2 separate regions of the Homo sapiens genome follow, and region 2 is linked to region 1. Evidence: read pairs that join two places in POLR2A ChIA-PET (ENCODE). Cell type or tissue: PC-9. All regions are shown on one strand. Each heading gives the region's core, and the rest is flanking DNA. Links, peaks and the distances in the headings are about the cores only.

What was found. ChIA-PET counts read pairs that join two places held together with the same protein. Peaks named below come from ENCODE experiments on the same cell type or tissue, not always from the same donor. Only the 100,000 strongest peaks of a DNase experiment are listed, where the experiment ranks them.
Region 2: POLR2A ChIA-PET joins it to region 1 with 6 read pairs; 2 of 35 experiments call an interaction of 5 or more read pairs at or near these places.

Annotation. Positions count from the first base shown.
Region 1 is chr1:40,991,684-41,003,748 of GRCh38, reverse strand. CTPS1 (CTP synthase 1) reads right to left here. Exons shown (of 19, transcript NM_001905.4): 7 at 11,904-11,984; 8 at 7,681-7,832; 9 at 6,223-6,355; 10 at 2,632-2,720; 11 at 1,495-1,589; 12 at 573-635. Among named protein-coding and RNA genes, the nearest start is that of SLFNL1-AS1, 17 kb to the left of the region's middle. In PC-9, for the core only: no CTCF peak of the experiment used is centred there; no DNase peak of the experiment used is centred there.
Region 2 is chr1:41,341,510-41,353,574 of GRCh38, reverse strand. No RefSeq gene overlaps it. Among named protein-coding and RNA genes, the nearest start is that of FOXO6, 14 kb to the left of the region's middle. RefSeq lists an enhancer at 9,056-9,115. In PC-9, for the core only: no CTCF peak of the experiment used is centred there; a DNase peak (open chromatin) is centred at 6,104; H3K27ac peaks cover 437 bases.

The sequences.
Region 1 (12,065 bases), core at 6,084-11,083:
TAATACACAGCTAGGCGAAGAGCTGATATTATCTGAGCATTTCCCTATTTTCCAGGCACTACTAGAGACTATTTACATACATTATCTCCCTTAATCATGTGAAGTACGTACCTTTATTACTCCCATTTTACAGAAAAAACGGAGGCCCATAAAGGCTAAGTAAATTGCTTAAAATCACCCATAAGCGGTAAGGTTGGAATCTGAGCCCAGTTTCAATAGCTCCAGAGCCCAGGTTCTCATAATAACTGCCCAAGCCTCACTTAGGACAAGGACTTCACACCAGGCACCAGCTTCAGGATGGTGGCCACGGTGATCAAAGTGACAGAATCTCAAGAACAGGAACACAGAGGCAGAAGGCAAAGGAGGGAGTCTGGCTGTGCTCCCTCCTTCCTGCATGGAGGAGCCGTGCTGTTCCTCAAGAGGCAAGGCAGCTCCCTTACGGCACACCATGAGGTGCTAGGAACCCAGGCCTGCCCTTCTCCAAAGCTCCTGATCACCCAGGCGGCAACAGGCCTCATATCCTCCAGAAATACACAAGCGGGAATTGAATGAGTGTCTTAATGCACGCTTACCTTGCCATCCCAGCACGTTTCTTGAGAATTCAACCACTGCCAACTGCATCCCTAAGCACACGCCTTCCAGTCGGGGGGAAAAAACAAACAAAACTCCATTGAAAAGGCAGCTCCTACTTTTCCCAGCAGCCTCTGCAATGGCCTTTGTGTCCTTTATTTGGAGAATTATAATTGCAAACTCATAACTTCCTGCTATGAACAAGTACTCTCTGCTGTTACACTTTACTTGTATTAGATTTCAAAAACTGCATGTAAAGTAGATGAAAATTCTAGATTTGCAAAGTTATCCGATTTTAGAAGTAAGTGATATTCTATTCAGTACTTTTTTCCCCCCAGACAGGGTCTTGCTGTTGCCCACTCTGGAGTGCAGTGGAGAGATCTTGGCTCACTACAGCCTCAAATTTCTGGGATCCAGCAACCCTCCTGCCTCAGCCTCCACAAGTGTTGGGTTTACAGGTGTGAACCACCGTGCCTAGCCTCAGTACTTTAAAATTCAAGTTTTCTTACCCTCTCTCATTAAGTTTTTATTTATAATTGTTCAAGTTGAAAATTACTAAAATGTACAGCACCAGGAGGCATGCAAAATCATTTTGTCCAATTACAGTCAGCTGTTGTGCCAAGTGAGCAGATATAAAACTCAACCTCACGTGTGCTACAAACAGCTGGGTTCATTAAATGGACAGGAATTCACAATTCATTCTCTCAAAATTCCACGACATCTACATGTAGCTCATAAGCATAAATAAGCTTTCCAAGACTGAATTTGTCTCTAAAGAGAAAACATGAAGGCTTCTACTTGAGCTCCTATCCACAAAGACAGCATGTTTCAGTAATCCCCCCACTTTGTTCATAGGCTCCCACGTGGCACCGTTCCCCACTCTTTCCTACTCTTAAGTGAAGACTGCACTGCAGAGCTCCTTACCCAAAAAAGGCTTTTTCTGATTCCGAGCCCAGGCAATTGCTTGGATTTTTCCTTCTGTTCCTCGAACACCAAATCCTCCTGGAACCAGCACTCCACTGCACAAAAGAACAAACCACAAAGGCAATTCCCCTTTTCTACCAGTCCAACTTGCAATAATCGCCTAACGGGCCATTACCAAGACACTGAAGCCATGAATTAACCCCATACATTGTGCTACTGTGACAATGAATTGTATGTAAACACTATCAACTTAGAAACTGCATATGAAACTATGGACTTTTCTTAGTAACTTAAGAACATGCTTATTGCAAGTGAAAAAGATAGTATACATAATTGTAATACTGCCACTGCACTATCTTTGGTACTGAGTTGTTCACAATTTTTTTTTCTTGAGACAGGGTCTCACACTGTTACCCAGGCTGGAGTGCAGTGGTGTGATCACAGCTCACTGCAGCCTTGATCTCCCAAGGAGCTGGGACCACACCCAGCTGGTTTTGTTGTTTTTGTTGTAGAAACAGGGTCTCCCTATGTTGCCTGGGCTGGTCTTGAACTCTTGGGCTCAAGCAATCCTCCCACCTCAGCCTCTCAAAGTTTTAGGATTACAGGCATGAGCCACTGTGCCCAGCCCAAAATTTTAAATACATATATTAATATTAACAATTTATCTTACCTCTTGGCTTAAAATGCTCCCCTAAGGGGGCCTTTCTTCATCAGCTCTGTGTGCCGTACTGACCAAGACACTCAGAAGAAGGTGTACACCTCCGTAATATTCAACTGTTCTAGTGAACCAGAAATTCTTGCTAATGTTTTACTATTATAAATAACAGCTGCCAAAACAACTGATGAGACTCTACTGATGGGTACTCATCAAATGTTCTGGATGAAAAATCCTTAAATGAGCCTCATCAATAGATGCATATGGCAAACAATATCAAAATCAGAGCAGCTTTTCAGATCCAATGATATTGACAAGCTGCATTTTTTAAGGATTAAATCAGATGGCATGTAGTCTTTTCAACAATTAAAAAATATTTTAACAAGTCAATTACCTACTACTGGCACATGAAAACAAGAGGACTTTTTCATTAAAACAAACCAAAAGAACTCTGGAAACCCAAGGCAGCGAACTCTACTCACTGAGCACTACAGAGCTTCTGCCAAGCTTCGTGGTAGCGCACGGGCTCTTCTTGCGAGGTGATGGGCTCCAAGTCCGCAGAATCTATGTACTGGATGTTATTCAGACAGGGGAGAAAAGCAGGCTCGTGACCCCAGGCTGTGCGTTCTTAATTTTTAAATAATATTATCATTTTATCAAAGTTGTCTTTCTTGATTCTGGCTTTAAAGTGATCATCTTAATACTGGCTTTAAAGTGATCAACTTAATATATTTAATAACTTAAACATTTTTTAAATATGAGGTTTTAAAATACAACAGTTTCCTTCAAAATCATTAAATTCCCAAATCTCTCTCTTTCTGCACTCTACTGTGTTCAGGATCGGGTCTCAGCTAAGCCTCTGCAGCAGACTCTAGAGGGCTTTCTGTTCAATGACAGCCTCCTCAGCCCATCTTCCGCCCAGCTTTTGTGGGTTTTTTCTTTTTCTTTCTACCATATTGAAGCATAATTCACATACAATAAAATACAAGCATTTTAAGTGCATACTTTGAAGAGTTTTGTCAAACATACACACCAAGATATAGAATGAGCCGGGCGTGGTGGCTCACACCTATAATCCCAGCACTTTGGAAGGCCGAGGCGGGTGGATCACTTGAGGTCAGGAGTTCGAGACTAGCCTGGCAAACATGGTGAAACCCCATCTCTACTAAAAATACAAAAAAAAAAAAAAAATAGCTGGGTGTGGTGGCATGCACCTGTAGTCCCAGCTACCCAAGAGGCTGAGGCAGGAGAACTGCTTGAACCTGGAAGGCAGAGGTTGCAGTGAACTGGGATCATGCCACTGCACTCCAGCCTGGGTGACAGAGCGAGACTCCATCTCAAACAAAACAAAACAAAACAAAACAAAACAAAACAAAACAAAACATAAGTTACCATCTTCCCAGAATGTGCCCCTCTACCTCCTACCCCAAACAACCTCAGATCCAATTTCTATCATCACAGATTCGTTTTGCCTCTTATAGAACATCATATAAATGGAGCCAAATAGTATATAACCTTTTGTGTCTGGCTTCTTTTGCTTAGTGTTTTTGAAGTTCATCCATGTTGCTGTGTTTATCAGTTGTTTGTTCCTTTTCTTTTTTAACTTTTTTTTGCAGAGACGGGGGTCTCGCTATGTTGACCAGGCTGCTCTCGAACTACTGGTCTTAGGCGATCCTCCCACAGCAGAGCCTCCCTAAGTGTTGGGATTATGGGCTTGAGCCAGTCAGTGTTCAGCCTGGTTTCTTCCTTTTCATTGCTGAGTGGTTTCTACTATATAAATAAACCATTACAAATTGATCCATTGACAGGCTATAAATATTTGGGTTGTTTCGAGATTTCAGCTATTACGAATAATTTGTCCATTTGAATAAAAATCTTTTTTTGTGGACGTTTTCAAGTCTCTCAAGTGAGTATCTGGGAATGGACTTATTGGATCACACGTCTCTACCTTGATAAGAAACTACCAGACTGTTTTCTAGTGTGGTGGTGCCATTTTACACTCCCGGCAGCAAGGTAAGAGCTCCACAGCCTCTCTAACACTCAGCCGCTCTAGGGGGTTTGTGTCACTATCTCATTGTGACTTCATCTGCACTGATTTCCCTAACTAGAGGTGTTGAGCACCTTTTCGTGTTTATCACCTACATCTTTTTTTGGAAGTGTCTGTTCAAATCTCGTGCCCACTTTTTAAATTAGGGTGTTCACCACTTTTCTACAATCTCCTACCTAAACCCTGCAGTTAGTTTCCTGAACCTCAGGGTAAGACCCAGATTTGGCCCAGTTCATGGAATTGTGGGCAGGCCCTCACCAGCCTGTCTCCAGACAGCCTCCAATTCACAATTTCCATCCACAGTGTTTCCAACTGCTCCACATCTCCAAGCCCTTGGACGTGCTCTATCTATTCTAACAGGAATGCCCCTTCCGAGCCTTCTCCATCCTACCCAACCCAACCTGGTGTCCCTCCATGAGGAAGTCTGCCTTCCTCATGTGTCTGCCACAGCAGGTTCAGCCTCTCCTATGTGCTCCTTCCTTCCTAAGAGACTCAATATTCCTTAAAGGCGGAGACCGTTGCCTTTTCATCCATCTCTCATCCTCTGCCACCTGACAAACACATGGCAGCCACAGACTAACTCCAAGTGGATAAAATAAATGAATGATGGAAAGAACTAGCAAATAAGAAGTCAGGGCTGTGTAATGGGATTTAAATTCTTAAAACTCGTACAACAGGCCATTCTGCAGGAACCTGTCCAGCAGCACAAAGCAAACTAAACTCTCACGCTGAGAAACACCTGGGAAGTAGAAAGCAAACCCCAATGTGGGGACAGCTACATGGGGCCTGTTTAACAACCTCAGCACTGAGCCCCAACTTTACCTCTGACCTTCATCTCTTCCTGAAAAGCTTCAGCTGATGGGCCAGGAAGAAAAGGAATAAAGGGGACAGGCAGAAGGGAGGGTTTAACGACAGCTGACATAGTGCTTACCATATGCCAGGCATAATTCTCAGCACTTTGTATTCATGAACTTCTTACAACAACCCTAGGAGGAAGGCACCATCACCATCCCTTTTTAACAATGTGGAAACTGAGGCACAAAGAGGGTTAAGTAAGTTGTCTAGGTCTCACCGCTTGTAGATGACAGAGCTAGAATCTGAGCCCTGGTCACCGGGCTCAGGCATCCATGTTTTTTTTTTTTTTTTTTTTTTTTTTAGACAGAGTCTCACTCTGTTGCCCAGGCTGGAGTGCAGAGGTGCAATCTCGGCTCACTGCAACCTCCACCTCCCAGGTTCAAGCAATTCTCCTGCCTCAGCCTCCCAAGTAGCTAGGACTACAGGCACATGCCACCATGCCTGGCTAATGTTTTGTATTGTAAGTAGAGACAGGGTTTCACCGTGTTAGCCAGAACGGTCTCAATCTCCTGACCTCGTGATCTGCCCACCTCGGCCTCCCAAAGTGCTGGGATTACAGGCATGAGCCAACGCGCCTAGCCACGGCATCCATGCTCTTAACCATGACACTCTACTGCCACCCACAGACAAGCAGGGCCATGCCCCACCATTCCACCAGCTCAGCTGCTGCCCGCCATGGCACAGACCAGAACACAGTAACTACCATTTACTGAGTGCCTGCCCTGCATCCCAGAGAAACCTCACAGCTCCGTGAGGTCAATACTGTCATTCCCACTCTGCAATAAGTGATAAGCACAGGTTAGGAAAGGCAGCCCACATGCCAACAAAGTCTCCAAGAGCCTCCAGCTATCAACTGTGCAGCATGCCTGTGGTCCATCAGTGGTCCCCATTTCCACAGGGCATTTTATTTGGTTACCTGATAGTCATAGCCAAGAACTCAAGTCTCTCTCACCCTCTCCTCTAGCCATCTCTCCCCTTCATTAATTCCTGAAAATGCTCTACTGTCTTCTCAAAGCCACGAAGCAACCACAAATCTTTTTAATCCTTAAAAAGTAATTCCTTAAAAAGTAATTCTGAGCTCCAAACAGAAAGCAGATATGACACAGCACCTACGAGACTACAGACTGCTTCCCTGCTCATCCTTTGGCTGTACCTGTGCCACCCTCCTTACCTTGATTTCCAATTTGTGGTTGATGGCCAGTGCAGAATGCTCCAGAGCCTTAATGACAGAGGCATAGGAGTCTGAGAACTTCGTGTATTTGCCCACAAGGGCAATAGAGCAGGTCTCCAGCAAGCGATCATATCTATCAAATAAACGTCAAGAAAAACCCAATTACTCAGAAGGTACACGCTATCATGAGACCAAAATAGCTATTTCAAGGGAAAAAAAACCACGTCTGGCCAGGATGAGCTCACGCCCATAATCCTATAATCCCAGCACTTTGAAAGGCTGAGGCGGGGGGATCTTGAGCCCAGGAGTTGGAGGTTACAGTGAGCTGACTGCACCACTGCACTACAGCCTGGGCAACAGTGTGAGACCCTGCCTCAAAAAACCCCCACAAAAAACAACAAAAACACACCTGGGAAGAATATAACGGGAATAGCTATTATCTGAGTTCTGTGTACAGACCAGTAAAGAGGAAGTAATTTTCAGATCAACATGGCAGGCTTTGTAAAGAAAAATTTTTTTTTTGTTTTTGTTTTGAAACTTACAAAGAGTTTCAACGTCTCACACAAATTTGCCTACAAAAAATTTTTTTCATACCAAAGACCAAAAAAAATAACAGACATAGACAATTCACAAGAATTAATGGGGTGAAGGCAAGTGTCAAACAAATTATGGGACATTCACAAAATAGAAAAGTCCACACTCATTAAAAGTTTTCATTGTAAAATATAATAACAGAGCAAAATGCTTATAATGTTTTATGAAAAAGGATGATAAAACTGCCATTCTGATAGCTATATGTAAGCAGACAAAGACTGAAAGGAAAATGTTGAAATGAAAAATGATTCTCACAGAGCAACGGAATGAGTATGCCCTCTCCAAATGCTTCTAGGCCATCATATTGATCTTGCAACTAAGATAAGGCCTGCCCATTGCTCTAAGACACGAAGTGAAGATTTCTGAAGGAATGTGACAGCATCACCGAGCCTTAAAAGGATGTAGTGGAGTAGGCAGCAACACATCCCCGTCCTAATGTGATCCCTTTCTGGTGTGGGGTGAGACACATTCCCAAACACAGCTCAGAACTCTGGAGTGGTACCCAGGAGTGCTCCAGCCACTGTCAGCCATTCGTGTGGGCTTTGGATATGCACACTCACCCGCTGCCACCAGGACGCCCATCTGCACTGATCTAGTTGGTAAGAGACAAGCGTGTTAAGACATAACCCGAACTCATTGTCTGGAGGCCCGGCACCTGGCCTGGCCCTATCAGGATCTCCTCATCTGTGCCACAGCTACGTGACAGCTAAGATCCTTTCTGAACATCTCTTACTACAAAGGCTCTTCTAATGAGTGGATGGCAGAAGTGCAAAAGTACAAAAGTGCTAGGGCTAGAGTCGGCTTCACCAGCCCTACAAAAGAGTAAAGGAGGCTAGCACTCCCAGCTCCTCATTGCAGGCAAACCTGTCAGCCATCTCTTTCCATTTCATCAGCATTTTTCTTGGCTGCCTCTCAATAGGAAGGTCAAGTCTTCGAAGAAAATAATCTACAACCCCTTGCTCCTCTAACAACAAGGGGACTCGGTAGATGGATGAGACATCGTGGACACAGATCACCTGTTTAGAAAAAAGCAAGTTATTAAATAAAAGCAAAAACTCACCAGGCTTACAGCCTCCTACTAGCTACGTGACCTTGTAAAAATATTATGTATTTGAAAACAGAAAAAAGGACAATTTTCTAGATAAACTACTAAAACAGACTCAAGAATAGAATAGAAAATTAGTGGCCAATCTATTATGAACATGGATGCAAAAGTCCTTTAAAAAAAATTCATGGCTGGGCAAGGTGGCTTATGCTTATAATCCTAGTACTTTGGGAGGCCATGGCAGGAGGATTGCTCGAGCTCAGGAGTTCAAGACCAGACTGGGCAATATGGTAAAACACTGTCTCTACAAAAAAATACAAAATTTAGCCAGGCATGGTGGGCATGTGCATGTAGTCTCAGCTAACTGGGGGGTAGCTGAGGTGGGAGAATCACTTGAGCCTGGGAGCTTGAAGCTGTAGTGAGCTGAGATTGTGCCACTGCACTCCAGTCTGGGTGACAGAGTGAGACTCTGTCTCAAAAAAAAAAAAAAACACCCAAAAAATTAGCTGGGTGTGGTGGCATGTGCCCATGGTCCCAGCTACTCGGGAGGCTGAGGTGGGAGGATCACTTGAGCCTGGGAGTTGGAGGTTGCAGTGAGCCAAGATCGCATCACTGTACTCCAGCCTGGGCAACAGAGCCAGAACCTGTCTTAAAAATAATAATAATAATAATTCATGATCCAAATCACAAATGTAGCTTTAAAAAAATCATGTCCACGAACCTATGAATGGCTTAACTAGGAACAGTGGTTCTCAAACTCAGCTGCATATTGGAATCATTCAGAGCTTATAAAAGGTCAAAAGCCCATGCTGCACCCCAGACCACTTGAATTAGGATCTTGTGGGGTAGGAGGCAGGCATCAGTATTTTTAAAGCTCCCCAAGTGATTCCAGTGTGCAGTCAAGTTTGAGAACTACTGTGTTAGGAAATTTAACAGTGGAATTCACCACATAAATAGAAAACAGATTAAGGAGGAAAACAATTCCCTCAGTAGATGTAGACTTGATAAAAATTCAAAACCAAATTCATAATAAAAATTATTGGTAAATTAAGATTAGGGAAAATTTGGCAATATAAAAAACCCACAGTAAACATCACATGGTTTAATATTAATGTTTACTATTTAAAGTCCAGAACAAGGCCAGAATGGCCACTTTCAGTACTTCTATTCAATGATGTACTGAAGATATTAGCCATTATCATTAGATAAGAAAAAAAAATGAACCAGAAAACAAGAAGCGGTTGCCACTGAATAATGCATACAATATCACTGCTTATCCATAAAAACCAAAAGAATTTACAGGTAAACAATCAGTACTAATAGAATTTTAGTAAGGTTGCTAGGCTGTAGATGAATGGACAGAGGTCAGCAGGGTCTCCTACACATGGGGTATTATCTAATCAGAAAATATAATTTTTAAAAATACACGGTAGTAATAAAAATTATGAATAGCTATAAATAAGTCTAAACAACTTTATGAAGATTAGTAAATCTATAATGTACCTTTATTTTTAAAAAGTACAGAATAGTATCCAAGGATAGTCTTTTCAACAAATGGGGCTGAGGCAAGTAGATATCCACATGTAAAAATTTCAACCCTTACCTCACACTACACACAAAAGTTAACCTAGAATGGATCATGTAAGACCTAAAACTAACTTTTACAAGAAAATCTTCATGACCTTGGTTAAGAGCAAGGAGTTCTTAGACACGACAGTGAAAGCACAATCCATAAAAGAAAAAAACAGATTGGACTTCATCGAAATTTAAAAGTGTCTGTGCTCTAAAAGACACTATTAAGAAAATGAAGGCCAGGTGCGGTGGCTCACACCTGTAATCCCAGCACTTTGGGAGGCCGAGGCAGGCAGATCACCTGAGGTCAGGAGTTCGCAACCAGCCTGGCCAACTTGGCAAAACCCCGTCTCTACTAAAAATACAAAAATTAGCCAGGTGTGGTGGTGCATGCCTGTAGCCCCAGCTACTCAGGAGGCTGAGGCAGGAGAATCGCTTGAACACGGGAGACAGAGATGGCAGTGAGCCAAGATCATGCCACTGCACTACAGTCTGAGCAACAGATCAAGACTCCATCTCAAAAAAAAAAAAAAAAAAAAAAGAGAGAAGAAAATGAAAAGACAAGGCACAGATAGGGAGAAAATATGTGAAAATCACATACCTGATGAAAGACTTGTATTCAGACTATATCAAGTCAACTCAGTAAGATAAACATTCCAATTAAAAGAGTAAGTAAGGCTGGGCATTGCCGGCTCACGCCTGTAATCTCAACATTTTGGAAGACTGAAGCAAGAAGACTGCCTGAGCCCAAAGAGTTCAAGACCAGCCTGGGCAACCATAGCAAGACCTCATCTCTACAAAAAATAAAACAGCTGAACATGGTAGCGTCCGCCTAAGGTACTAGCTACTCAGGAGGCTGAGGCAGGAGGGCTGTTTAAGCCCAGGCTGCAGTGAGCTGTGACAGCACCACTGCACTCTAGTCAGGGTGACACAGCAAGACCTTGTCTCTTAAAAAAAAAAGGCAAGGCCAGGCGTGGTAGCTCACACCTGTAATCCTAGCACTTTGGGAGGCCAAGACGGGTGGCTCACCTGAGGTCAGGAGTTCCAGACCAACTTGGCCCGCATGGCAAAACACCATTTCTACTAAAAATACAAAAATTAGCTCGGCATCGTGGCAGGTGCCTATAATCCCAGCTATTCGGGAGGCTGAGGCAGGAGAATCACTTGAACCCAGCAGGTGGAGGTTCCACTGAGCTGAGATTGCTCCACTTCACTCCAGCCTGGATGAAAAAGTGAAAACTCCATCTCAAAAAAAAAGCAAAAAATCTGAAACTTAAACTTAAATGTGGAAATACTTGTTACATTTTTAATAGTGAATATTTTTAAGGCCGGGCGCCCTCACACCTGTAATCCCAGCACTTTGGGAGGCTGAGGCAGGTGGATCACCTGAGGTCAGGACTTTGAGACCAGCCTGGCCAACATAATGAAACCCCATCTCTACTAAAAATACAAAAATTAGCCAGGAGTGGTGGTGCACACCTGTAATCCAAGCTACTCGGGAAGCTGAGGTAGGAGAATCGCTTGAACCTGGGAGGTGGAGGTCACAGTGAGCCAAAAAGATCGCGCCACTGCACTCCAGCCTGGGCGACACAGCGAGACTCTGTCTCAATTAAAAAAAAAAAAAAAAAAAAAATTGAACAATTTTAATGACAACCTATTCTGCTACAGAATTGAATTTCCTTCACTTGCTAGGCCAGAAATATCTAAAACCTGGCCAAAGCTACATGCTCAATGTATCACCACTAGAATTTCCATACTAAGCACCACACTTAGATACATTACAGGTTCCAAATTTTGGATTTCCTGCATCATAGGTACAGTAACAAAAACACTAAGATCTCTGTGACAGCCTACAACACCCTAGACACCAGGCACCAGAAACAGAAAGTTGAATGAGGTGGCCCTTGCCCTCCAGAAGCTTAGAGTCTGTGAAGGGAGATACACACCACACATGTACACACACACACACACCAGAAAGATGGGCCCATCAGCAGCATACATGCGACACCACACAGGAGCCCAGTGAAGGACGCAGTTAACCCTGAAGGCCAAGGGCCAGGAGGTTTGGCAGTTAAAGCTTCTCAGACAACACTATGTCTTCGCTAGAACCTGAAGGATGAGAGTGAGTAGGAGACTGCCAAGCCAACAGGAAGAGGGGGACATGGGTTCTTAACAGAAATTAGCCAGTGAAAAAGTACAATCATAGGGAGAGTGGAGGGTACTAGGGGAACCGAAAGATACTCCACCCGGCTGAAGCACAAAGTACAACGAGGCACGGAGAAGAGGCAGGAGGGACACAGGTGTTGTTTGGGGAACCAGGAGAGGCAGGGAATGGCCGATGGCAATGGGTTCTTCTGGAACAGCCCACTATCTCTAATTAGAAAATAACAAGCCTCACGAAACTGATCAAGAGGCTTTAGGACAATTAGAAGCAAAAAACAACTTATTAGAGATGGGAATTTCTACTCACTTGTTCAGGCTCAACATGGCAGAACATTGATATTTTCTCCTTCACTGATGTGTCAAGTGGATTTGAGCACCTGCATACAACCTAGCAGTAGAGAACAAGATGGCTTAGACAGAAGGAAAAAATGACAGAAGTAGGGGTTTCTCCTGACTGAAATTAAAACAG
Region 2 (12,065 bases), core at 4,209-9,208, 350 kb before region 1:
CCAGCACTTTGGGAGGCCGAGGTAGGTGGATCACTTGAGGTCAGGAGTTCGAGACCAGCCTGGCCAACATGCTCACGCCTATAATCCCAGCACTTTGGGAGCTCGAGGTGGTGGGATCACTTGAGCCCAGGAACTCCAGACAAGCCTGGGCAATGTCCCTACAAAAAAATCAAAAACTTAGCCAGACACAGTGGCCAGTGCCTGTGGTCTAGCTACTCAGAAGGCTGAGGTGGGCCGGGCACGGTGGCTCACGCCTGCACTTTAGGTGAATCCCTGTCTCTACTAAAAATACAAAAATTAGCCAGGCTGGTGGTGGGCGCCAGTAATCCCAGCTACTTGGGAGGCTGAAGCAGGAGAATCACTTGAACCTGGGAGGCAGAGGTTGCAGTGAGCTGAGATTGTGCCGGTGCACTCCAGCCTGGGTGACAGCGAGACTCTATCTCAAAAAAAAAAAAAAAAGAGACAAAAGAAAATAACAATAATATTTCTCAAGAACATATTAAGTACAGCCTCTGTGCTAAGTGATTCCATGGCTCTCACTTGATCCTTCATCAATCAGGAGAGGTTGGCATTATTTTACTGTCATCCCCATTTCACAGATGAAAAGGGGGAAACAGAAGTTCCTGGCACATAGTAGGCACTTGACAAGTGCTGATTGTTTCTATGGCTTTTGGTTTTTCAACCATCTAAATTCATAAATTAAACCAACTATTCTCAAGCTGAGCTAGAGTACACAGCAGTTGTTCCTACCTGTGGCATCTGTAGGTGTCTGGCTTGCTCAGTGACTCTAGCTTGGCAAACGGATTGCCCAGGCTGGCTCCTTGTTCTGAGATATCTCATCCAAAGATCTCATCCATCCAAACTCATAAAGAGCCTATGCTGGGGTCAGGAGATGTGGGCCCCTGGGCCAACTTGACCAGTGTTTTACTTAACTCCTCCGAGCCTCAGTTTCCTCTATTTATGTTGCAGAGAAGAGTAGTAGGAGTGGCACATAATAGGTGCTTCTAAACTTTTGGCTCCACAACCTCTCCATATGCCTTAGTCATTTGCATGAGATATAATTAAAGACCAATTCAAAACACTGACCAGCCAAACACAAAAGGGAGCCATTAACACAGTGAACAAATCAATAGAGAGGGGGTGGGTGAGCAAGCGCTCTCCTGATGTCACTGGATGGGCCCTCCGTCCCCACATTGCAATGTGTGCAGATATGCTACCTTCTTGCCTGCTGGGAAGCACAGAGTTAAATCTTGTATCAAACACAGGAACTATTCTAAGTGTAGGTTTGTAGTTCATTCTCTTTTCCCGTTGTATTACAAAGTTCTTACTTCTTTTCCTTACTTAATGGTTGTATTTTTATTGTATGTGTCATTTTATAAAAATCAGAATCTACCCAAATCCCTTTTTATGGAAGTAGAGGCATAAATGATGAGGGAGGAAAAGTAGTACAGATACAGGAAGTCAATCCACATACAGGGTGAGACAGAACTCAGGCAGCTTTCTCACATCCCTGACCAACGCCTTTGAAAGTCAGCTTGTCTGTCACCTCTTCTAAGAAGCCTCCTTGGATCACTTTGGATGATGCCTTAGGTTTCTCCAGAGAAACAGAGCCAACTGGAGATAGATTAAACAGATTGATTGATGAATAGATAGATAGATAGATGATAGATAGATAGATAGATAGATAGATAGATAGATAGATAGATAGATAATGAGGAAACTGGCTCACACAATTATGGAGACTGAGAAGTTATGGAGGCTAAAAAGTTCCACAGTCTGCCCTTGCAAGCTGGAGGTCCAGGAGAGCCAGTGATATTGTTTCCAGCCCAACCCCAAGTGCCTGAGAACCAGGGGAACTGCTGGTATAAATGCCAGTCCAAGGGCAGGAGAAGACCGATGTCCCAGCTCAAGCAGCAGGCAGGCAGGAAGGAGACAAATCCTCTCCTTCCCTCCTCTTTGTTCTAATCAGGCCTGCAACAGTTTGGATGATGCCCACCTACATTCGGGAGCTCAATCTACTTTACCGAGTCCACTAACTCAGAGGCTAATCTCATCTGGAAACACCCTCACAGACACGCCCAGAAATAACATCTCATCTGGGCACCCCTTGGCCCAGTCAAGCTAACACATACGAGAAACCATCACAAATGTATCAGTCAGTCTTCCTATGTTCCTGGTGTATGCTTCTTGTTCCCATTCTCTGCTGTAATTTTCTGTTTCCAGGCCTGTTTATAGTCTGTGAGTTTCTCTAGCCAGGGTCTTTGCCTTGCTCATTCCTCTGTCAGGCCCAGTGCAGGACCTGAATGGGAGATGGGAGGGAACAGGGAAAGGGAATATAAGAGGCTTCACAGAGGTGAAACATTTGAGCTAGGTCTTCCAGTAATTTCCTGAGCACCTATTATATGCTGGGCATGAAGTATCCAAGAATAAGAATGCCATATCATTAAAAAAATGTATGTAGGCCAGGCACAGTGGCTCACACCTGTAATCCCAGCACTTTGGGAAGCTGGGGCAGGTGGATCCCTTGAGCTCAGGAGTTCGAGACCAGCATGGGCAACATGGCAAAACCCTGTCTCTACAAAAAATACAAAAATTAGCCAGGCTTGGTGGTGCGCACGTGTGGTCCCAGCTACTTGGAAGGCTGAAGTGGGAGGATCACTTGAGCCTAGCAGGTCACGATTGCAGTGAGCCACTGCACACTCCATGCTGGGCAACAGAGCGAGACCCTGTCTCAAAAAAAAAAAAAAGAGTACATAAAGGGCCTCCCGTAGTGACAGGCACATGATAGGAACTCAGGAAGTGACAGCCATAGTTGTAATAGGAAAACACTGAAGGTCATCTGAAGGAGATTGTGCTGTTGGCACAATTACACAGAGAAAAACTACGCAGCCCTCAAAAGTAATAAAGTAGACTTCTATGGACTAACACAGAAAGGTGGTTCTGAGACAACACTCAGGAAGAAAGGAAGTGATGGAAAAGTCACAGTGCCTATTGCATGCTAGGTAACATGTGTCATATGATTACATGACTGTAAATACTACACATGTGCATTATATTTGCACATATATATGCACACATATAGACATTTCTGGAAGGATTCCCCAAATCTGTTAAGAGTAGTTAGTTCCAATCAAGAGTGATATTGTGGATTGAGGAAAGCCTCCCCTTTTACTTTATATAGTTTTATATTGTTGAATATTTTTATAATAAATTTAAAAATACTGAAGGGAAAAAGAAGAGTTGCTAGAGAAGGCATGTACTTGAGTGAATAATTAATGAATGAGTGCCCCAACCAGAGCCTCGGTGAAAAGTCCAGTGACTTGGTGCCAAGTGTGTGGTCCAGCAGCCTGGCCTTGTGACTTCCACCGCCCCAGGACAGGCCTGATGAGTGCAAGGGATAGGAAGACATGGAGTCTGATGGAAAGGGCCTTGGAGAAGGTCCCAGGGTCCCACAGAAATCAGAGGTAGGGGAATTGGCCTCCCCTGAGAAGGGATGTGACTTGGGACCCCTGTGGAGCCACAGGGGTGGCCAGAGCTGCCTGAAGGTCAGCCGTATGTACTCAGGAGGTTGGTCCTCTGCCAGAGCTGGGCCCTGATGGAGTCATGAAGACAGCACCCAATGCTGTGAGATAAAGAGGGAGCCTTGGACATCACTGAGCCAATGCCCCTCCTCCGTGTGGGGAGGGGGTCAGGCACATGGGCAGGGGCAGAATTCAGGAATCGTGATTTGGAGTAGCTGATTTCCCAGGCTCCCGCATGGCTCCCCAGCAGGGAGAGCAAGAGTCTTAGAGAGAGAGACAGGTGGTTTCGGAGCTTGACACCCACGCTGTGAGACCCTAGGGCCTCAACTGCCTCCTCAGGAAAATGGAAGCAATAATGCCTCTCTTGAGGGTAATTGTGAGAGCTGGATTAGGTACGAAGGTGGCCAAAGGAAGTCTCTAACTGAAGTAGGACTTAATCCATGGTGTTAAGATGGGCATGAGGGGTGTCTTTAGGAGGGGGTGGGAATTCATGGATAGGGACAGGGTAGCTGGGACTTTGGACTCTGGTCTTTAGGTCTCATGCATTATATACCTCAGAGAGTGAAATCTACACTCAACCCCGGCAGTGAAGAACTTGGTCTGGAGTCAGTCTCCAATGCAAATTCCATTCCCTCACTTCTAATCATATGGCCTCTCCAGGCATGAGATCCTTCATCATAAAAATGGGGATAATAGTAGTTTCTACCTCACAGGCTTGTTATGGGAATTAAATGAATAAATGCTTGTAAATTACCTAGTACAGTGCCTGACACTATTAGGGGTTGTAAGGCAAAGAGGCTCAAATCTTTTCCACCTGAGAGAAAAAGACCCAGAGTTCCCAGTGGACCTCAGGCTGTGGCTTGGAGAAGAGATTGTCAGAAGGAGGAGGTGTCTGGCTTTGGCAACCACAGTGTGGAGTGGTGAAGAGAGCAAAAGCCTAAAAGTCAGACAGATTCAAGCAAAATACCAGCATCTCTACTTTCCAGCTGTCCTTCTCTAAGCCTCAGTTTCCCTAACTAAAAAAGTTGATTTTTGTGCCTGTTCCTGCTCTACCAGATATATTAAAGTGGAACTCTAGGCTGGGCATAGTGGCTCATACCTGTAATCCCAGTGCTTCAGGAGGCTGAGACAGGCAGATCGCTTGAGCTCAGGAGTTTGAGACCAGCCTGAGCAACATGGCAAAACCCTGTCTCTACAAAAATTAGCTGAGCATGGTGGCACACACCTGTGGTCCCAACTACTCAGGAAGCTGAAGTGGGAGGATCTCCTGAGCCTAGAAGGTCGAGGTTGCAGTGAGCCATAATTGTGCCACTGCACTTCAGCCTGGGCAACAGAGTGAGACCCTGTTTCAATAAAAAATTAAAAAATAATAAAGTAAAACTCCAGATACCACGTCATCCAAACCTCCCCCCTTCCACTTTATTTGCCATAGCTCCTCATTTCTGACCACAGTCTTGTGGGAGGAGTGAGCACTGGGCTTGGAGTCTCAAAGACTCACCTTCCAATCCCAGGGCATCCCCTGTCACCTGTGGGATTTTGAACAAATCTCTGCACTTGACAGAATCTCCATTTCCAGGCCTGGGATAATGGTGGAGAATTCCTCCTTCTTCACAGGGCTGGTGGGAGTGACAAGTGAGGCCCTATGCGTGAACGTGTCTTGCCCAGTGTCTGCACAACGCTCGTCTTAGGGTAAATGTTCATTGTGACTTTTTCTTCACAAGACTTATTTTTTTTTGGATGCCTACATTTTACAGTCAGTTTAAGAATAACTTAGTTTTACTCTCCTTGACCAAATGAACTCCCTGAAACTTAATGTGGAAAGCATACATACTCTGAGCCTGACAGGCCTGGTTTAGATCCTGGCTCTAGCTCTGTGTCCTTGGCAAAGTCACTTTGCCTCTCTGAGCCCTAATTTTCTTAGCTATAAGGTAGCATTGATAATATCTACTTCAGCCAGGCACAGTGGCTCACGCCTGTAATCCCAGAAATTTGGGAGGCTGAGGCGGGTGGATCACTTGAGGTCAGGAGTTCAAGACCAGCCTGGCCAACATGGTGAAACCCTGTCTCTACTAAAACTACAAAAAAAATCAGCCAGGCATGGTGGCAAGTGCCTGTAGTCCCAGCTACTTGGCAGGCTGAGGCATGAGAATCTCTTGAACCCGGGAGGCAGAGATTGCAGTGAGCCGAGATCATGCCACTGCACTCCAGTCTGGGGGGACAGAGCAAGACTCTGTCTCAAAAAAAAAAAAAAAAAAAAAAACCTACTTCACAGGATTGTCGTGAGGATGACAGTGACAATAGTGGTAATAGTAACAGGGGAAGAGCTGAGAACTGGCTTCACGACCACTATCGGGGTGGGACAGCTCTGAAGTGACAGACCAGACACCTGGGTAGGTAGAACAGTTTTCATCTAGCAGATCACCACCTGAAAAAACACCCTGAAAACTGCTATCACCTGCCTGAGGGTGTTACTTGAGGGAGGAGTGGCAGAGAGGAAGGGCAGGTTTAGTGGCTGCATGCCTCATATTGGGTTCCTGTGTAACTCTCTGCACATTGCCTGTCTTCACCAACAGCAGCTGCCTCCTGAGGCAGAGTCTCAGTTCAGCTGGGAAAGATCTTTGGATGAGATATCTCAGAACAAGAAGCCAGCCTGGGTGATTCATTTACCAAGCTAGAGTCACTGAGCAAGCTGGACACCCAGAGATGTCCCAGGTAGGAACAGCTGCTGTGTACGGTTGGTGGGAACATAAATTAGTTCAACCATTGTGGAAGACGGTGTGGTGATTCCTCAAAGATCTAGGACCAGAAATACCATTTGACCCATCAATCCCATTACGGGGTGTATACCCGAAGGAATAGAAATCGTTCTATTACAAAGATGCATGCACGCATATGTTCATTGCAGCACTATTTACAGCAGCAAAGACATTAGAATCAACCCAAATGCCCATCAGTGATAGACTGGATAAAGAAAATGTGGTACATATACACCATGGAATACTATGCAGCCATAAAAAGAAATGAGATCATGTCCTTGGCAGGGACGTGGATGGAGCTGGAAGTCATTATCCTCAGCAAACTAACACAGGAACAGAAAACCAAACACCGCATGTTCTCACTTGTAAGTGGGAGCTGAACAATGAGAACACATGGACACAGGGAGGGAAACAACACACACTGGGGCCTGTCGGTGGGTGGATTGGAGGAGGGAGAGCATCAGGAAGAATAGCTAATGCGGGCTTAATACATAGATAGGTGCAGCAGACCACCATGGTACACGTTTACCTGTGTAACAAACCTGCACATCCTGCACATGTACCCCAGAACCAAAAATAAAAATTAAAAAAAAAAAACAGACCCAGAAAAAAAAAAAGAGAATAGTGGATTTAATTTATGAATTTAGATAGTTGGGAAACAAAAAGCCATAGAAAGAACCAGCACTTGTCAAGTGCCTACCATGTGCCAGGAACTTCTGTTTCCCTCTTTTCATCTGTGAAATGAGGATGACAATCAAATAATGCCAACCTCTCCGGATTGATTAAGGATCAAGTGAGAGCCATGGAATCACTTAGCACAGAGGCTGCATTTTGTAAGCCCTTGAGAAATATTAGCCGGTATTATTATAAGGCATGGGGCAGAGGGAAGGGGTGGTTACTGAGACAGAGATCACAAGAAGGGGTGGATGCTTCAGAGGAAGATGATGGATTCAGTTTGGGGGAGCTGAGTTTGTGTGCCAGTGGGTCAGCCAGGGAAGAAGTCCATTTGGCAGGCAGTTGATATGGTAGTGGTCATGAGGCCACAGTCTGGAACTCTGAGCAAAGGTCTGGACAGGAGGTGTAAACTTGGAAGTCCTTGGCACAGAGGTGGTGAAACCATGGCTGGTGGGGAGTGAAGACCCCAAGGGTGATGCTGGAGCAGAATATGAAAAGAACAGAGAGCCAAAGGGGGCTGCTGAAGAACACCAAGATGTTAGGGGGAGCAAAACCAGGGCAGACTGGAAGCTTCTGGGAAGGAGCAGCCAGTAAGCTCAGAAAGAGTGAACTCATGAGAACCAGAAGAGAGTGGTTAAAGAAGGAACTAGTAAATAGCACATATGTCATGGAAAGGTCAAGAAATCAAAGGCCTAAAAGCATATGCTACAGTACATGCTTTCTCAGGCCAGTGCAGGCCAAAAAGTGAGGCAGTGACTGCCCTGAGTATATACTACCAGCGCCCAGCCAAGCAAGGCCAACCTGTAAAGCTCACGTAAGAACTGTGAGTCAGCCAGGGGCCCTCAAAATGGAACCTCAAGGCTCTCGAAAGGCAATGTAGAGGAAGAGAGGGGCTGAACCTCTCTGTATGAGACCGTGAAACCCTGGCAGGCCTCTAAATAGCTCTGAGACAGTTTCCTAATCTGCAAAAAGGAGATAATATCCAAACTTTATATCAGGGTTGCATAAGAATTGGATGACATCATAAGATACCCAGTATACAATGGGCACTCAAAGGTTAGTGTTCTCCACTATTTTAATATAAAAATATTGATCCCTAATGATGGTCCTGAATCACCAAGAAAAAGTTACATTCAGGTCAGTTACCCTTCTTTTGGAAACACAGGGAAGGGTATAATGGACTTTAGAAGGATTCACAGTAGGCCGGGCGCAGTGGCTCACGCCTGTAATCCCAGCACTTTGGGAGGCCGAGGCCGGCGGATCACGAGGTCAGGAGATTGAGACCATCCTGGCTAACACGGTGAAACCCCGTCTCTACTAAAAATACCAAAAATTAGCCGGGCATGGTGCCAGGCGCCTGTAGTCCCAGCTCCTCAGGAGGCTGAGGCAGGAGAACTGTGTGAACCCGGGAGGTGGAGCTTGCAGTGAGCCAAGATCGCACCACTGCACTCCAGTCTGGGTGACAGAGTCAGACTGTCTCAAAAAAAAAAAAAAGAAAGAAAAAGAAAAAGAAAAGACAGATTCACAGTAGAAGTCACATCTGTCTTATTTTCGAAGACGGTTTGTCTTGGTGATGGGGTATCCCCAGCATGACCACCAAGCTCCCCTTCAGCACCATGATTTAGTGGCTTTTCCTGGAAGGAAGTGGGCATCTGCCAATTAGCTCCCTGTTCAGAAGTGATGGGGTGCTTTCCCGGCTAGTCTAGAAAGACCCAGATGGCTGGGGAATGAGAGGAAAGCCATGCAGAGCTCACAGAGGAGCCCCAGAGAGGGTTCAGGTTAGGAGAGTAAGGCTAAGTTGTTCTTAAAATGACTGGTAAAGATTCAGTCACAGTTAACATTTACCCCAAGTACTGAGCGAGGCACGGTCACATATCACATATCACACAGTCTCAGTTGTCATTCTCACCAACCTCAGGAGGAAGGTGGAATTCTCCTCTATCTCACACATGGACACGGAGATTCTGTCAAGTGAAGTGATGTTCTCAAAGTCACACAGGTGGCTCTTGGACGGGAACGAGTGCCTGTGGTCAGGAAGGAGAAGTAAGCTGGATGTGAGGAGTTGGGGAGGAAGCCAATGAGGGAGGAAGCTGTGGGCAATGTGATGTCTGGGTTTCACTCTAATACATTCTAGCAGAACAGTACCAGGCACAGGGAGGGGCTGGGACCTGGCCTCACAACCACCACCATGAAGGGACGGCTCTGCAAGTGACAGACCAGACACCTGGGCAGGCAGAGGCGTTTTCATCCAGCAGGAGCCCGCCACCTGCAGACACGTATCAAAACACTGCCATCACTGTCCTTAGTCTACGACTTAGGGAAAGAGTCATGACAAGGAAGGGAAGAGGTTTGAGGGCTGCATGCCTAAAACTGAGCCCACTGGTATCCATGGTGGCCAGGAGGGCAGAAGCAACCAACACACCAGCTATGAGTCCACAAGGCCCTGGAGGAAGTCTCAGGGTCAAGTGGGAATGAAACAGAGATAAGAAAACCTAAAACAGTGGGCTTTCCAAGAAACATGTAACACAGCACATGGGGAGCGCCCCGGGGGGTTCCTGGCACCGAGCAGGCGCTGCTTTCTTCTTCCCACCTCGTGATTGTCAGATGAGGATGCTGAGGCCTGGAAAGGAAGAGCGACATCACATACATAGTGAACTAATGATGAAACCAAGACTGGGGTCGCGATTGCCTACCACCCAGAGGCCCCAGCCCTTAGGCACTTGATGACTCCTTCCTCCTGAACCAGAGTGATGTGTCAGCTACAACACCACAGCAGTTCAGATCATGTTAACAAAGGTAGAGTCTGGACGGCACTGCTCAGCACTGGAGCCACTAATTCCGTGGAGTTCCCGAGCACCTGAAACGTGGCTAGTCCAAATGAGATGTTCTGTTAAGTATAAAAACACACCGGATTTGAACATTTTGTATGAAAAAAGGTTTCAAGTATCTCATGAATGATTTTTTGATACTGATTACATGCTGAAATAACATTTTGACTACATTTGGTTAAGTGAAAATATTTTTTAAGTTAATGTTACCTATTTCTTTTTACTTTTTAAAAAAGATGGGTGCTTATTTATTATTTATTTATTGAGATGGTATTTCACCCTGTTGCCCAGGCTGGAGTGCAGTGGCACAATCATAGCTCACTGCAGCCTTGAACTACTGGGCTCCAGCAATCCTCCCACCCCAGCCTCCCAAAGCACTGGGATTATAGGCGCATGCCACCATGCCCAGCTCCTTTTATTAAGGCAGCCACTAGAAAATTTAAAATTATACCCATGGCTCACATTATATTATCACTGGATAGCACAGGTCTTGACGTAGTAGGAGATGGGGCTGCCCTATCGTGTTCAGAGGACTGAGCTGAATTCTAGACTGCACATCTCAGGAGGCACCTAAGCAAAGAGGAGTAGACTCAGAGCATGAGGAGGTTGGGGAAGGGACTCAGAATGAGGTCACGGCATTGCACAACTCTAAGGTCACCACTGATGGTATGGTCCAGCAGGCATATGAGCTATGTCATTTAAGGGACAGTTGAAGAAACTGGACATGTTCCACCTGGAGAGAAGACTTGGAGAGGGGATGTGATCACTGTCTTCAAATAGCAAAGGACAGTCACGGGACACTGGGGACAGATGTGTTCTGTGTGGCTTCAAAGAGGAGAGCTGAAATTTGAGGGAGAGCTCCAGGGAGCAGACTTCCACTTTAAGGAAGGCCCAGGGCCCTCCAAAGCCAGGCTGTGCTTCCTTTTCTGGGGTCACAGAGAGGGAATGGCATTTGGGGCCCCTTGGCAGATTTGCCTTGGGAGGGGTGAAGCACGGAAGAAAGAAATGTGTTAGATTATCTGCAGTGGAAGAGGTCCTCACACCTTGAGCCTCTGGAGCACCTCTGGGCTGGGTGGCTGCCCCAGGTAGGCCAAAACAGAGGGGCTCTCTGAGGTTTCAGCCTAATAATAATAACACTACAAAACTGCTTATTGAGCATCTATACATACCAGGGGACTTTACACACATTATTACTGTGTCTCTAGCCTACCCCGAGGAAGTGGGTGCTATTTCCCAATTATTAGGTGGATAAGGAAACTGAGGCTCAGAGAGGAGGAATGCTTTATCCCAGGTTACACAGCCAGGATGAGCTGGGATTTGAACCCAGTCTGGCTGATCCCAGGGCCCACAGGCATGGGGTGGCCTCCTCAGGGAGCCTGGAGGGGCAAGGGCCAGCTAGAGCCCTGGGGAAGCTGGGTTGGTTCTTCACGGGAAGCCAGGGCCCCACTGGGCTCTCCAATTAGCAAGAGCAGAGAAATCAGAGGCAGCAACAAGCTCTGCTAATGAGCTGCCACATTAAACAATGAGTCACACTTCCATACGGTGCCGCTCCAGCCCTAACCCGGAACAAACAAGCTGTGAGAAACAGTTTACAAAACAGCGAGGTGTGACTGTCTCCCTGCTGCCGCCCGCCACTGCTGCCACCACCACGGCACTGCAGCCACCACGGGCCCACCGCCCACGGGCACACACAGGTGCAAGGGGCAGGCCCGGGAGGGGGCTAAATAGCCAGCCCTGGCTTCTGAGCTCAGGGGGAGTACCCTTCTTTGGCAGTGACCCGGGGGACAGACCCTGAGCTGCAGCTTCCACTGCACTCTAGCCATCTCCTGGGATGCAGGGGTTCTGTCATTTGGTCACTCTGTGACCTAGGGCAAATGACTTAATCTCTCAGGGTCTCAGTTCTCTTATCTGTATTGCGGGGATAATATCTAGCTCATTCTTTAATTGTGAAGACTAAATGTGATCATCACGTAAACTTCCTACTACAGAGCCTGGCACAGAGGACCTATGCAGCAAACCATTCACCCCCCAACCCTTGCATCCTTCCCTTCCCCTGTATAGGGAATCCAGCTCAGAGCTAGTCTTATAGAAATCCCCCATTAATGGTGTCTGCCTTCCTTTTCCTGACCTATATTGTATTTATTTGTGTCCCTGGCTTACCCCCTACTGAAATATGGGATCCTGAGAGCAGGGACTTGTCTTACTCATTTCCACACTCTCAGGCCCAGCACAGGAGGTGGCAGGGTGAAGTGGGAGGAGCATTAGGCATTAGGGACAACAACTGT